Regions from separate parts of the Homo sapiens genome. Here region 2 is linked to region 1. Evidence: read pairs that join two places in POLR2A ChIA-PET (ENCODE). Cell type or tissue: endothelial cell of umbilical vein. All regions are shown on one strand.

What was found. ChIA-PET counts read pairs that join two places held together with the same protein. Peaks named below come from ENCODE experiments on the same cell type or tissue, not always from the same donor. Only the 100,000 strongest peaks of a DNase experiment are listed, where the experiment ranks them.
Region 2: POLR2A ChIA-PET joins it to region 1 with 5 read pairs; 4 of 35 experiments call an interaction of 5 or more read pairs at or near these places.

The regions. Positions count from the first base shown.
Region 1 is chr17:50,420,700-50,423,199 of GRCh38, forward strand. No RefSeq gene overlaps it. Among named protein-coding and RNA genes, the nearest start is that of ACSF2, 4.3 kb to the right of the region's middle. In endothelial cell of umbilical vein, no CTCF peak of the experiment used is centred here; a DNase peak (open chromatin) is centred at 1,202; H3K27ac peaks cover 353 bases.
Region 2 is chr17:50,205,848-50,208,347 of GRCh38, forward strand. No RefSeq gene overlaps it. Among named protein-coding and RNA genes, the nearest start is that of COL1A1, 5.5 kb to the left of the region's middle. RefSeq lists an enhancer at 1-378. In endothelial cell of umbilical vein, no CTCF peak of the experiment used is centred here; no DNase peak of the experiment used is centred here; H3K27me3 peaks cover 267 bases.

The DNA of each region.
Region 1 (2,500 bases):
CAGGACTAGATGCAAACCTCCAGGAGGCCTTCTGCAACACACCTTGGGTAGGTGCCTCTCCCCTAGCCTTGCTCACACAGCACTGGCCGCACTGCAGGCCATTGTCAGTCTCAGGGTTGGTGTTTTCTCCTAGACAGTGAGCTCATTGAGAGCAGACACCATGTCTCATTCATATCATGCTTGTCAGCAAGTAGTTACTCAATGAATGAATGCTGAACCAATGAATAAAAAAAGAAAGTTAAATTAGATTTGGTTTAACACTGGGTCTTTATCCAAGACTTCACAGTTGACTTTAGTTCTTGACTTTGACCCAAGAAAAGTAAAATATTACACCATCCAAATAAAGATTTTTGTCCTATCCTCTTACAAAAGCAAGGCTTTCACAGTTTTTTTGGCAGTTGCTGGGATTATGGCTTAGTTTTCAATTTGGGGATGTAAGCAAGAAAATACTGATCATTTAAAAACATGTCTGCCTGTGCCTGCAGCAATTGTTAGTCGTGATCGAGATAATTTTACTCAGCTGGGTGTGGTGGCTCTTGCTTGTGAATCCCAGCTCTTTGGGAGGCTGAAGCAGGAGGATCACTTGAGCCCAGGAGATCAAAATCAGCCTGGGCAACACATTGAGATCCTCATCTCTACAAAAAAAGAAAAATTAGCCCAGTGTGGTGGCATGCGCCTGTAATCCCAGCTACTCAGGAGGCTGAGGTGGGAGGATCACTTGACCCCAGGAGTTCAAGGCTGCAGTGAGCTATGATTGCCCTACTGCACCACTCCAGCTCCAGCCCAAGTGAGAGTGAGACAGTCTCTTAAAAAAAAAAAAAAAAAAAAAGATAACTAAAAGATAATTTGACTCTACACAGCAGTTCAAATCAAGTTCCTTATTTTCACTTTCAGTTTGAGAGTTTGAGAATGAGAAACATCCGTGTTTAGAACAATTTTTATTAGCCTTTTTTTTTATATTGGCTACTGGATCTAATTGGCTTGATTAGCAGAATATACACATTCTGTTCCAAGTCATTTCAATATCTTTGAAAATTGAAACTTCCTTCCTCAACTTCCTCTCCCCTTTTCTTTCTGTGGCTGCCAGCGGTCTCTCTTTTTTTTCCACCTCTCCTTCATGATCACTGCATTTCTTATTAGACAGCTCAGTTCTCAAACACACAGTGAAGGAAATTCTTTAAAAGGGCCATTTTTTATTTACTACTTGGAGACAGTCAATTACAACAGAGAGCTATGAAAAATTACACCAGAGAAAAGGGATTTGCTCAAGGTCATTGACAGAAAAAGCACTAGGGCTGGATTCTTTCCAGATCTGACACTGAAGTTGATTCCAAGCCTAAGTAACCTCTTTGCACTCATTTTTTTTACAGTGAAAACCTCATCAAACACATTAGTTCCTGTAACTGATTGAAGCCTCCCTCAGGCATGTTAATAAAAAATTTTATTAAGAGAAATAATATACACCATCTTAGAAAATAATATAAGAAAACAGCTTTTTTTTTTTTTTTTTTTTTTTCCGAGACTGAGTCTTGCTCTGTCGCCCAGGCTGGAGTGCAATGGTGCCACCTTGGCTCACTGCAAGCTCTGCCTCCCGGGTTCACGCCATTCCCCTGCCTCAGCCTCCTGGGTAGCTGGGACTACAGGCGCCCGCCACCACGCCTGGCTAATTTTTTATATTTTTAGTAGAGACAGGGTTTCACTGTGTTAGCCAGGATGGTCTAGATCTCCTGACCTCATGATCCGCCTGACTCGGCCTCCCAAAGTGCTGGGATTACAGGTGTGAGCCACCGCACCAGGCCAAAAAGAGCTTTTTTAACAAAAGCCTGTTCTCTGCCCTCACTCTTCCTCCCACTGCTATGCCCCAAAGAAAAGCTTTTTTAAAAGTTGTGGAAAAATAGACATAAATAAAATATATCATTTTAGCCATTTTTAAGGTTATGGTTCAGTGGCATTAAGTATATTCACATTGGTATACAACCATTACCACCATTCATCTCCAAAAACCTTTCACCTTCCTAAACTGAAACTCTATACCCATTAAACAAATAATAACTCCCCATTCCCCCACCACACCCCCAACCCCTGGCAACCACCATTCCACTTTGTCTCTAAGAATTTGACTACTCTAGGTGTCGCATATGAATGGAATCATACAGTATTTATTCTTTTGTGTTTGGCTTATTTCACTTAGCACAATGTGTTCAAAGTTCATGTGGACTGTAGCATGTGTGGGAATTTCCTTCCTTTTTTGAAAGCTGAATAGTATTCCATTGTATGGATCTACTGCATTTGTTTATCCATTCAATCATTGATGAATATTTGGGTTGTGTCTGTCTTTTGGCTATTGGGAACAATTCTGTTGTGAACATTGGTACACAAATGTTTGTTGGAGTCCCGACTTTCAATTATTTTGGGTATATACCCAGAAGTAGAATTGCTGGATCATATAACTCATTTTTAATTTTTTGAGGAAGCACCATACCATCCACTGTGGTGGCCC
Region 2 (2,500 bases), 210 kb before region 1:
CTCTCCTTCCCCCTTTCCTTTTCTTTCCAGGTGACCCGAGCCCTCAAATGTCCATAGCCAGGCCCAGCCTCCCCCTCATTCTCCCCTAGAACAAGCCCTCATTCCAGGCTCTTGAAGATGAACTTTGTTTTCTAGTCCTGGACGGATCCCACCCCATTCTCTGACCGCTGCCTCCACCACCCCCACCCCAGTCCTAGGAGGAGAACTTGGGAGCTGGAGAGAGAAGGGCTGGGGGTATGGCCCCAGGTGACACGAGGTCTGTCATGGCCCCAGCTCCCAAGCCCTCTCCAGCCACCCCACCAGGTCCCAGCCAGGCCCCAGCTGAGAATAATGCACTGGATGGGGGATGTTGTTGAGTTAGGGGACCCCAGTTCTCACTGCTGCTCTCTGGTAGTCAGAAGTGAGGGGTCAGCCCCATCTTTCCTGCTGGAGTGAGCTCCCAGCTGGGTAGCTGGCAGCTTTTCTGTCATATCCCTCCCTGCTCCTGATGTCTGGAGGCAGTGTAGTTCTTCTTAAAAGTTGGCTTGGCAGGGCGCGGTGGCTCACACCTGTAATCCCAACATTTTGGGAGGCTGAGGCAGTCGGATCACCTGAGGTCGAGAGTTTGAGACCCCAGCCTAGCCAACATGGTGAAACTCCATCTCTACTAAAAATACAAAAATTAGCCCGGCATGGCGGCATGGGCCTGTAGTACCAGCTACTTGGGAGGCTGAGGCAGGAGAATCACTTGAACCCAGGAGGCGGGGGTTGCAGTGAACCGAGATCACACCATTGCACTCCAGCCTGGGCAAAAAAGCGAAACTCTCTCTCTCAAAAAAAAAAAAAGAAAGAAAGAAAGAAAGAGAAAAGAAAAAAAAAAGAGAAAGTTGGCCCCATGAATTGATTGAATATTTACACCTTTCTGGGTTGGTTCAATTCCGTGCCTATTTTATCCCATTTGCTTTTCTCCATTCCTTTCTTCCTTTCTTTCTTCTATTCATTTACCTTTTCTCTCCCCCACCCCCAACCTCTCTCCCTTCAAATTTTTCTCTTCATGCGTTTTTCTTCCTTTTCTTAGTTTTTTTTTTCCTTTCCTTTTCTTTCCTCGGTCTCTGACCCGTTGTCCCACCTCTCCACCCACATACTTTTTTCCCCCTCCCTCTTTTCCTCTCTTATTCTCTTCCGGTATCTCCTCTTCCCCAGTCCCCGGTTCTCTGGTGCCCATCCTGGGGTATGGCGCTCTGCCGGGTCTCCTCATGCTGTAGGCGGGCGTGCAGCCTTCGTGAGCTGCTCCAGGGGAGAAAGGGCAGCAGCCATAGGGGGCGTGGCCGGGGGGCGGGTGGTGCAGGGCTCGCATCACAGCCAGATGTCTGGTTGCCGTGTTGTGTTTGGGAGATAAATGCCAGGGTTCCTTTGAATCCTGAATTTAAATAAAAGAAGGGGGGTGCTGAGGAGAAGCCTCTGTTGGGCAGAGGTACCTTCCAGATCTTGATCTCCTTCCTTGATACCCACCCCCCACAACCCCCACCCCAGGGAAGTTTTGGCCACCGATGTCTTCTGTCTTCTGCTTCTGCCCCAGCCACGAGTTCTTCCTCCTGGCAAACTTGAGATTCTGGAGTTTCAGGGCGGGGTGTTGGGCAGGGGTCCTGGCAGGGGCCCCTTTGGACAGTCTGGCTCGGACACAGAAAGGATCCTGTATGGATAACATGACCTTGCCTTCTTCCCAAAAGCCACCCCCACCCCATTTTGCTAAGGAGCTACATTCATTTGCTGATAAATTCATGCAACAATAGTCACGTGCCAGGCACTTTGCTGGGTACTGGGCATTCAATGGTGAGCAGCACAGACCCTGTGTCTGCCTGATGGAGTTTGTGTCTGGTAAAGACACAGACAGCAATGAAATCACATGAATAAACGTGGAGGTGCAACCATTAAGGTTACTAAGAAGAAGAATGCAGAGCTTTGAATGGGCAGACATGGCAGAGGGTCTGCTCTAGTCCTGGAGCCCTAGGAAGGCTTCCCTGGGTAGGCTGATGGGAAAAGGATAGGAGGCAGGGTGGATAGTGATGGGACCACATATGCAAAGGCAGGAGGGGGCATGGCGAGTGCTGGATGCCCAAGGAATTCAGGGAAGGCCAGTGTGGCTGGAGCACCACAGGCAAAGGCTGGGCGGGCCAGAGAAGCCCCATCACAGGTGTAGTTTGCCTCCTTTCAGCTATGGGCCCCAGCAGAGGGCCTGACGCAGGGGAGGGTCACAATCAGGTCTGCATTTGTAAAAGAAAGCCATGGGCACTCCATGGAGTAGGTACCTGCGGGAGGAGGGCTGTGGTCAAAGGTGGAGGAGCAGCTGAGAGGCTGCTATACTTGCCCAGGTGAGGGGCTTGGATCCGGTAGGTGGGAATGGAGACAGAGAGAAGAGGATGGGCTTGAGAGCCCTTTGGGAAGCAAAATTTACAGGTGCTGGGGTTGGATTGGATGTGGGGTGGGGTTGGTGAGGAACAGGGATGATCCCGGGCTTCTG